Linked DNA regions of Homo sapiens: all the other regions are linked to region 1. A link is a contact called in ENCODE Hi-C or POLR2A ChIA-PET data. All regions are on one chromosome and are shown on one strand. Each heading gives the region's core, a stretch centred on a gene start or an enhancer-like site at or near the end of the contact. The rest is flanking DNA. Distances are from core to core; before and after follow the strand shown.

Region 1 (2,964 bases), core at 43-2,542:
GTCACAGTGCTTTCTACGCAGGAATTGGATGTGAATCAAAATTGTAAACATGCACTTGCTTGGTAGTCAAAAAGTGAATGTGGACAGATACAATGTTCGTTGACACAGTAAAACATAATCATAAAATGCATCCTGTGTTTTTAAAATAGTTACTTCCTGTTAACACAGTTCAGGAAACATGCCATCTACCCTCCTCTCCTGGAAAATCTCAAAATTATACTAATCCCATTCCTCTTCTTACAGATAGGCCACTGAAACCTGGAGTCATTACTGATACAGTTATCAGGATTACACCCTCAGAGCCACGATGGTTTCAGGGATACTAGAACCTGAAAATAACAAAAAAAAAAAAAATTTCCAACTCAAATCTAGACAATAAAACTAACATATAAACTGGAATAAAACGCAGGAAATGCCGATTTTAATACCTGGTATGAGGCTGACCATTAAGGCATCCATCAAAAAAGTTTGGAATGTATGAATGAATGACTGCATGAAATTGGCAGGATTTCATTCATTTCAAAAGCTCCAAATTCAGGAACCACACTGAGATATCAGGACGCCACAGCTGAAACTAAAACTCATGAAGGGTAAATGCAACATAACTGCACGTCTCCACGCGTTAGCTGCTGCGAAAATTTCAAAACATACATCTAACATACTCTTTCTTCAAGTAATTGCCGCAAGTGCGGACGGAGCCAGAGAACTAGGAGACTGAAAACAGGCCCTGCTCACCCATAAGCCTTTGCATTATAAGTGGACATGATCTGAGTGAGTCACCGGGAATGAGAAGGAGACAGTCACCCCAGGCCAGGCAGGACGCGGCCAGAATCTCCTGCTCTGCCCCCAACTAGGGAACCGGTCGAAGGAGAGTGGGACGACTGCAACCTGCTGCAGCTAAGTATGCAAGGATCGCGCCGACCGGCTTCCGAGTCGAGATCCCACTAAGTCCCACCGCAGTCACCACAGCCAGCCCTGCCCAGGTATCTCGGAGCTCCGTAACCTCAGAAGGCCTAGTCCTCCAGAAGCTGAGAGCCCCAGCAGGACCGGACGAGGGCAAAAAGCCCCCTCCCGGCTGCCCCTCGCCGCGACGCGGCCCTGCCGCCACATGCTCCACTGCCCCGTCTCCCAGCTCAGCCCCAGCCCCGCAGGGCCTCAGCCGCCCTCCATGCAAGCCGACCGGGCCGCAGGCGGCGCGACCCGGCGGCTCCCGAGCAGGGGTGCAGCGGTGGCAGCCCGCCGCCCCGCACGGCTTACCTCCCTTCTGCCACAAGCTCAGCCCAGCGCCGGCTGCCTGACGTGGCCCGCCCCGCCGCCTCGAACGCCCGGGGGCGGGGACTGCAGGAGAGAGCCAATGGGCTGCATATCGCGAGGCCCTGTTCCGCCTCCTCCGGCTGGGGCCCGCCCTCCCCGGCTCGCGCGCACGCGCGTCTAAGGCCCGGGCCGCGCACTGCGGTTGAAAGGCGGCGTGGGCGGCGGACCCGCGCTCTGCAGCCGAGCTGGTGCGGGGAGGGCTGCGCGCGGGGGCTGGCTGTGGAGCAGCACCGCAGTGAGGAGTTAGCCCAAGGAAAATCAGATTAAAGGAAACTGCCTAGAGATGCCACTGCAGCGTGCCCGGGTAGTCCTGTTGGCAGCCTGCCCCTATGCAGCTTTTGGCAATACAGAACAGCTTCTTGGTATTTGGAGATTTTGTTTCTCGGGGGAAATAAATAATACTGATAACATTAAGGATTCAGAAAATTTAAAGCAGACAGCCGACTTGCCGCGAAGACGCTTCGTTCTTCGCCTAATAGCTACTTGGTGTCTTTACTTCATTTGGCCAACACATAACACTGCAGCTCTCCACGCCACTGTGGTATATCCACTTGTTAGATAGTCCTGAGGTAGTTCTAGCCCAAGTGTTTCTGCTGATCTAATCTGGGGGGAATTGGCGCGAGTAATTATTCTGTTACGATTTTGCGCAATACTTACTGAATGATAAACATGTATTTTCTCGTGGGGCGGGGCAGGGGCTCCCACGTGAGAAGGCTGTAACAGACAGACAGCAGCCACGATGAAACACGCTGAAAAGAGCCAGCAGAAAAAAACGAGGAGAGACTGGTATGACGGAGTGGAATTCCGGTTGTGGATGACAGAATGGAAATTTTACGCAAGATGAAAGAGTTAAGACAAATTACTCTAAAAATATCTGACTTAGTTGTTTCTAAACCCTGGGGCACCCTTAGGAAAAAATAAAAATAAAAAAACAAGTGCCTGGGCCTCATCACTTGGTTGAAAAAGGTCTGCTGCCAGATCTTGACATTGATATTTTTCTAAGTTTCCAAAGTCATTTTAATGTGTAGACAAGAAGTTCTGTTTCTCATTTGTAGGAAGAATTTGGTTCCCCATCACCTCAGAAAAGTAATTATGTATCACAGACCGTTAACAGTTTTCCCAATAACCAACTATGCATTCACCCTCTAAGAATTTATCTAAATTAATCTTGGGGCCAGGTGGGGGGGCTCACACCTGTAATCCCAGCACTTTGGGAGGCCGAGGAGGGCGGAGTTCAAGACCAGCCTAGGCAACGTGGTGAAACCCCATCTCTACTAAAAAAAACATACAAAAATTAGCCCGGCGTGGGGTTGCGCGCCTGCAGTCACGGCTACTCTACTCAGGAGGCTGAGGCAGGAGAATCGCTTGAACCCGGGAGGCGGAGGTTGCAGTGAGCCGAGGTGGCGCCACTGCACTCCAGCCTCTGATGGAGTGAGACTGTCACAATCAATCATTCAATCAATCAATATTGAACCTACTTAAAGTTATTCAACCTCTGTTATCCTTTGCTTCAAAGGAGTTTTATAAGGCTTATAATTCCCTTTTTATGGACTTTGATGATACTCTCTTTCAGTCTTCCAAATGCACCAGTATTTCTTTTAGGACTATTTTAATATTTTTTCTTCTATTCCTATATTTCTTGAGGCTCAT
Region 2 (3,214 bases), core at 1-2,500, 1.3 Mb before region 1:
CCACTTCTTCAACTAGGCCACTAGGCCCAAGCGCATGAACAGGAAGCCACTGAGAAGCGGGCCACATTTCCAGGTTCCCGGAGCTGGGCCTAGTCCCGAATCCTCTGGCACACACCCACCCACTCAGGCCGCGGGTCCAGCCCGCGAGGTTTAGGACGGATCCAGGCAGACCGCAGGCTCCGGGTCGGGGCACCGGGTCAGCGCGCCGGCCTGAAGGCGGCGTCCTGGGCTCGACTTCCCGCGCGCGGAGAGCCGGCGAGCCCGCGTCCGAGTTCCTGGACGAGAGCCGAGCCTCGCTTAGACCGCGCTCAGGACCCGGCTCCTCCGCATTCTCCGGCTGCCCCTGTGTCCTCGACTCACCCCTCCTTTCTGCCGCTCCTTCCTTTCCTTGCCCTGCTTTTACTGTTCCCAAACAGGACCGCTTTTCCTGTCTCCCAGCTGGAAAGGAGGAAGGGAGAGAGTCCAGAAAGGATCGGTGATGTGGAAGAAAAGGGGAGGAGGGGACATGGAGGGGGAGACCGGAGAGAGAACGTACGCCGAGGAGTCAGGCGGCGGGATCAAGGGGAGTCGGGGTGTCTGGGCGCGGGGCAGAGCGTGGAGGCGGCAGCGGCCAACGGTCGCCAAGACAACCATTCTACGCGAGGACGCGGCGACAGGAGGGGAGCGGCCAGCAGGGGAGGGGAGCGCGGGGGAAGAGGAAAGAGGAAGAAGCGCTCAGATGCTCCGCGGCTGTCGTGAAGGTTAAAACCGAAAATAAAAATGGGCTAGACACAAAGGACTCGGTGCTTGTCCCAGCCAGGCGCCCTCGGCGACGCGGGCAGCTGGGAGGGGAATGGGCGCCCGGACCCAGCTGGGACCCCCGGGTGCGACTCCACCTACCTAGTCCGGCGCCAGGCCGGGTCGACAGCTCCGGCAGCGCCAGCGCCGCGCCGTGTCCAGATGTCGCGTCAGAGGCGTGCAGCGGTTTAGTTTAATTTCGCTTGTTTTCCAAATCTAGAAGAGGAGCGGAGCGGCTTTTAGTTCAAAACTGACATTCAGCCTCCTGATTGGCGGATAGAGCAATGAGATGACCTCGCTTTCCTTTCTTCCTTTTTCATTTTTAAATAATCTAGTTTGAAGAATGGAAGACTTTCGACGAGGGGAGCCAGGAATAAAATAAGGGGAATAGGGGAGCGGGGACGCGAGCAGCACCAGAATCCGCGGGAGCGCGGCTGTTCCTGGTAGGGCCGTGTCAGGTGACGGATGTAGCTAGGGGGCGAGCTGCCTGGAGTTGCGTTCCAGGCGTCCGGCCCCTGGGCCGTCACCGCGGGGCGCCCGCGCTGAGGGTGGGAAGATGGTGGTGGGGGTGGGGGCGCACACAGGGCGGGAAAGTGGCGGTAGGCGGGAGGGAGAGGAACGCGGGCCCTGAGCCGCCCGCGCGCGCGCCTCCCTACGGGCGCCTCCGGCAGCCCTTCCCGCGTGCGCAGGGCTCAGAGCCGTTCCGAGATCTTGGAGGTCCGGGTGGGAGTGGGGGTGGGGTGGGGGTGGGGGTGAAGGTGGGGGGCGGGCGCGCTCAGGGAAGGCGGGTGCGCGCCTGCGGGGCGGAGATGGGCAGGGGGCGGTGCGTGGGTCCCAGTCTGCAGTTAAGGGGGCAGGAGTGGCGCTGCTCACCTCTGGTGCCAAAGGGCGGCGCAGCGGCTGCCGAGCTCGGCCCTGGAGGCGGCGAGAACATGGTGCGCAGGTTCTTGGTGACCCTCCGGATTCGGCGCGCGTGCGGCCCGCCGCGAGTGAGGGTTTTCGTGGTTCACATCCCGCGGCTCACGGGGGAGTGGGCAGCGCCAGGGGCGCCCGCCGCTGTGGCCCTCGTGCTGATGCTACTGAGGAGCCAGCGTCTAGGGCAGCAGCCGCTTCCTAGAAGACCAGGTAGGAAAGGCCCTCGAAAAGTCCGGGGCGCATTCGGCACTTGTTTTGTTTGGTGTGATTTCGTAAACAGATAATTCGTCTCTAGCCCAGGCTAGGAGGAGGAGGAGATAACCGCCGGTGGAGGCTTCCCCATTCGGGTTACAACGACTTAGACATGTGGTTCTCGCAGTACCATTGAACCTGGACCTCCCTTCACACAGCCCCTCAATCGTGGGAAACTGAGGCGAACAGAGCTTCTAAACCCACCTCAGAAGTCAGTGAGTCCCGAATATCCTGGGTGGGAATGACTAAGACACACACACACACACACACACACACACACACACACACACACACACAGTAGGAAAGGTGTATTTCAAGCACACTTTCTTTCTCCTTGGGGAGAATTATTGCTAACCATCTAAGTTTTCTGGAGGCGGCCTTTTTTCTCCCCAGCCTCCCGGCGGGGTCACCCTCTCCCACCTTCCAGGAGAGTGGAGGACCCGTGAGATACGGGGCACGCAGGCAGCGACTTCCTGAAATGCTAACAAGGATCGTAGGATCAGTTACTGCTGCGAGGAGCAAGCACTTGCTTCTTGGGGGAGTTTTGCAGCCAACAGGGAAATGGGCTTTCTTTGTGAGTTAGAGGTAGAGGTCCGGCGGCCTGAGTGATTGAAACTGCTCGGGACAATGCTCGTATGTTTAGCAAACGACAGAACTGTAGAACTGTTCCTGAGAAATCCCAACTGATAGTATTTTAGTCATCTCAGACGACAGTTAGCACAGTTTAAAAATGAGGCCTACTTCTTGAAAAACAGAATCCAAGGTAGTTTTGTCCTCACATTGACAAATGTTGACACAGCCAGTGTAATTTCCTATAACCAGGAAAACTGAAAGAATATATGTACAGTTAAAATATGTACAATGCTAATTAAAACTTGTGTAATAAGTCTAAAAGTAATTTAATGAGGCTTCACTTTTATGACCGTCCTTGTGGTATGCTTCGCCAGGAATATATAGCTTCAAAAAGCAAAGGCCAGCGGAGGGGTAATTATTTTTTTACTGCAATGTTAATTGTCTCTTTGACATGGAAATATAAACCTGTTAAAACTATCAGTGTTTAATTTAGTGTCTCAATTTCTATTAGCAAAAATTTATAATCTATAGGATAAATGCACATTTTATTTTTTACTTTTCATATTATGCAAGTTAATTTTTTTAATTTAGTCAAAGGAGCTTATAAAGGATTTCAGGGCCTGTTGCTGGATTTGATTTTAATTCATTTTGAAACATTGACAAGACCCTGGTTGTTGTTTTTTTTAACAGTGGTTTA
Region 3 (3,067 bases), core at 366-2,865, 1.5 Mb after region 1:
GGATTGAGTGGCAGAAAACCCTTTGCCACTACTGAAAAAAAAAACAAGTCAAAGCAAGCCTATATGACAGGCAGATCATGTTCATGAATACAAATCTAACTTCATTGCCGACTTCCCAGTCTCACAGCAAGACGGCAGTTTACCAACTCTTTAACAGTAATACAAAGAACAGGACAGAAAATATAGTTTCTTTTTTGCATGCTATAGTGATCAAGAATAAAGGATACCTTTAATGTTCAAAGATGAAAACTTCCTTTTGCAACTAATATTGCTCTTATCGCGTGTACACAGAAAAATCATACAACGCTCTGCATTTCTGATAGAGTAATACACACTATCACATCAAATCAAGTATTTATCCAGAACTTAGCGCCTTAGCACTAACGTTCTCCCCTCTCATTATACACAGACCGGAAGGGAAAACCTATTCCTACGTAAATTAGGGCCTAGGAAGAACGCCTCAACACGGGTTTGCACACAATTAAGCAGGCTCAGTGGGTCAATTTCTCAGGCTACAACGCTTGACAGTATCTCGGAGGCACAAAGAGACAGCTGAGGGTTCACTACTGGAAATGACACTTTCCCTCAAATTTGCACAAGTACCCGCGGTAACTACCCTAAATTTTCCCGTGTGACAAACATACATAAGGGGAGAAGGAGGCGGTACTATTTAAAAACTGGGTAATTCCTTATTAGTGCAGATAAAAGACGGTCTTCGAGAGGGAAAAGGTCTATCAAGCAGAAAAGGGGAGGAAAAAAAAAAAGACGTGACAGCATTCTTAAAACAGAAAAAGTTACAGCTCTTTACAGGAGTCAGCCTTAGGACTTCATTCCTTGGTTTTGTGTTTAGTCACTCCAGAGTTAAAAGGATACTGCCCTCCTAGAAAGTCATCCCCGACAAAGAAGCCCTGAGGATCGGCCACCGTAAGACAGAGAAGGAAATGTCTTCAATTCACCAGAGACACCTGCCCAGGTCCCCCTCCTCCCCGTTGTCCCCGACACTTCTCAGTCCCCCGACTCCTCTCGAGACTGCCCGCCACCCCTGGCTCTAGCTCTCCGCTCTCTCAGCCTCGACCCCCTCTGGGAAGCCCCGATCCTGCTCCCTCCGCACCCCGGCCCCCACCAAAGCGGCCGTCGCCCCGGCGGTCCCCCGGGCCCAGACCCCTCGCGCTTGTACGCAAACGATTCTCATGGGCCCGGCGGGCGACGCGGGGAGGCTCTTCAGGGGCAGCCTTTCCCCGACTGCATCCCGCAGGATCCGGGGACTCCCCGCCCCCGGAAACCGCGGAGAAACTAGGCCACGAACGCCAGCCGCGGCCACTCTCCGCCTCCTCGGCGACCCCCCGCGGGCCAGCCACTCGGAACTCAGCCCTCCGGGCTCTACCTGTCCCGCGCCCTCCCAGCCTTGCAGCGCAGGCCCCGCGAGGGCACGGCGCAGGCTTCCTCCGCCAAAGGCCCCGCGCCGCAGCCTCACCTGCTGCCTGCTCCTCTGTCAGCGCAGCCCCGACACGGCTTCTTCCTGGGGCAAGAAAGCACCGGATTCGCGGACTGGGCGCGCTCGGCAGGGCAGGGCGGGGGACTAGCTCCAGCGGCCGCCGCCGCCTCAGTCCGGTCTGCGCCTGCGCCGCCTCGCGGGCAGGGTCTCCGAGGGGCGCCGCCTACAGCCAGGGGCGATGGCCGGAGCGCTGGCCCGCGCGGGTGCCTCCGCGCTGTGAGCCGTCGGACAGTGCGGGCGGCGCGTCGCCTAGGAGCTGCCCGCGGCGCAGCCGTCCCAAGACCTGACCGCCATGTTTCTGTTCCCTTTTTCTCCCCCGCCTTCCGCCCCTTTCCACAAAACAGCACTTTCTTTTCCCCCTCCCTCTCCCTTTCCTCCTGCGGGGGCGGGTGGAAAAGGGCGGGGGGTGGGAGGGAGAAGACGCAGGGAGGAGGGGGGCGGTGCGGTGCTCAGGCCCCTCCCCCGGGGAGGGCCGAGGCCCTGCAGCCACCGCTCCCCTCCCCCGCCCGACCCCTGTGCGACCCCCGCGGGGCGCGGGGTCTGAGCCTTGCGGGCCTCCGATCCCCTCCTCAGCGTTCGCGCGGCCGAGCCTGCAGAAACAGAGCTGGGGAGAAAGCGCTCTGGAGGCCGCTGTGCACCCCTTCCTGCAGGGCTCAGACTGGCGGTGTGATGTGGGTTTATTGCCTTGGCCTGAGGCAGGTGGCGGCTGCTTCTCTCGGAGTTTTCAAAGACAGGGAAAGTGATGCCGAGTGGCTGAAGGTCACTGAGGACAGTGCCGGGAGATACGTGAAGATTCCTTCCCAGGGAAGGAATCTGGAATTCCCACGCATGAGTAGAGGGCTCTAGAGAGACCCGCGCGCTGGCCCTTCCCGAAACCCCTTGGCTCCAGTGCACCATGTGAGTCCCTGGCCGCGCTCGGTGTCTCTCCTTCGGCCCAGATTTGGGGATGGGAATTCCTAATGGAGAAATCGCTCATTTGCATAGTCAGTACCCTCACGCCTCCTAAGTGTAGCCTCATTATCGACACAGACGCCTGCAGAGTCGTTTCTCTATAATGCAAATTTTGCAGGATATTTTTGAACAACGTTTTTGAGTTATCATAGTAAATGAAAAAGCAATTACTAGTTATTTAGGAAGAAGGAAATGGTTTGAAGTAGAGATAACTTTTTTACCTCTGGGGGGAAAAAAAGGCGAATGACTTCAGATTCCATGGCAGGTCAAAATCAGAACTGGTAAGATTTCTGCATATCTGGTGAGTATCCACATAAATAATCATTTTCCTGAAAATTACACTCTCCTTATTTAATCTGTATTTTTGCATAAAAATGTGAGATTATACCTGGGTCATAAATGCACTGCTGTCCATTTATTTCTGAAGTTTATTGCATAGCCATGGATAATTTGAGTTTTATATTCAATAGCAGAAACTATTTTTCTAACCACGTAAGCAGTCAGAATTGATTTCAGAAGAAATGCGCAGCAATAAAAGTTAAGGCTTATTTAATAACAGTTTGGGGCCAATTTGGTCCCCCTGGAAACTATCTTTGACATTGACAATCCGAAGAGCAAAAG

Evidence for each region. Hi-C counts contacts between places; a loop is a spot of excess contacts on that map. ChIA-PET counts read pairs that join two places held with the same protein, here RNA polymerase II (POLR2A). Pooled maps may share reads with other maps.
Region 2: a loop to region 1 is called in a map of B cell, with 6 times the contacts of the local background. The contact joins the promoter of CDKN2B-AS1 here to the promoter of FOCAD in region 1. A Hi-C loop is called at or near these places in 1 of 168 maps with a recorded cell type or tissue (B cell), 1 of 37 single-sample maps with no recorded cell type and 8 of 50 pooled maps.
Region 3: a loop to region 1 is called in a pooled map, with 9 times the contacts of the local background. The contact joins the promoter of DENND4C here to the promoter of FOCAD in region 1. A Hi-C loop is called at or near these places in 1 of 37 single-sample maps with no recorded cell type and 9 of 50 pooled maps. POLR2A ChIA-PET finds 5 or more read pairs at or near these places in 2 of 52 experiments (RWPE1 and activated naive CD4-positive, alpha-beta T cell).

What each region holds. Positions count from the first base shown.
Region 1 is chr9:20,682,587-20,685,550 of GRCh38, reverse strand. FOCAD (focadhesin) reads right to left here and starts at 1,292. Exons shown (of 44, transcript NM_001375567.1): 1 at 1,258-1,292. It overlaps FOCAD-AS1 (FOCAD antisense RNA 1), which reads left to right and starts at 801. Exons shown (of 2, transcript NR_121601.1): 1 at 801-983; 2 at 2,010-2,249. RefSeq lists an enhancer at 850-1,590 and a silencer at 990-1,689.
Region 2 is chr9:21,992,827-21,996,040 of GRCh38, reverse strand. CDKN2B-AS1 (CDKN2B and CDKN2A antisense cis and trans regulatory RNA 1) reads right to left here and starts at 1,250. Exons shown (of 19, transcript NR_003529.4): 1 at 880-1,250. LOC124902130 (a long non-coding RNA gene) reads left to right here and starts at 2,013. Exons shown (of 2, transcript XR_007061436.1): 1 at 2,013-2,155. It also overlaps a transcript of CDKN2A not described here. RefSeq lists silencers at 797-996, 1,317-1,576.
Region 3 is chr9:19,229,241-19,232,307 of GRCh38, reverse strand. DENND4C (DENN domain containing 4C) reads right to left here and starts at 1,615. Exons shown (of 33, transcript NM_001330640.2): 1 at 1,475-1,615. RefSeq lists silencers at 1,068-1,207, 1,428-1,797, 1,878-2,177 and enhancers at 811-1,316, 1,317-1,823, 2,208-2,457.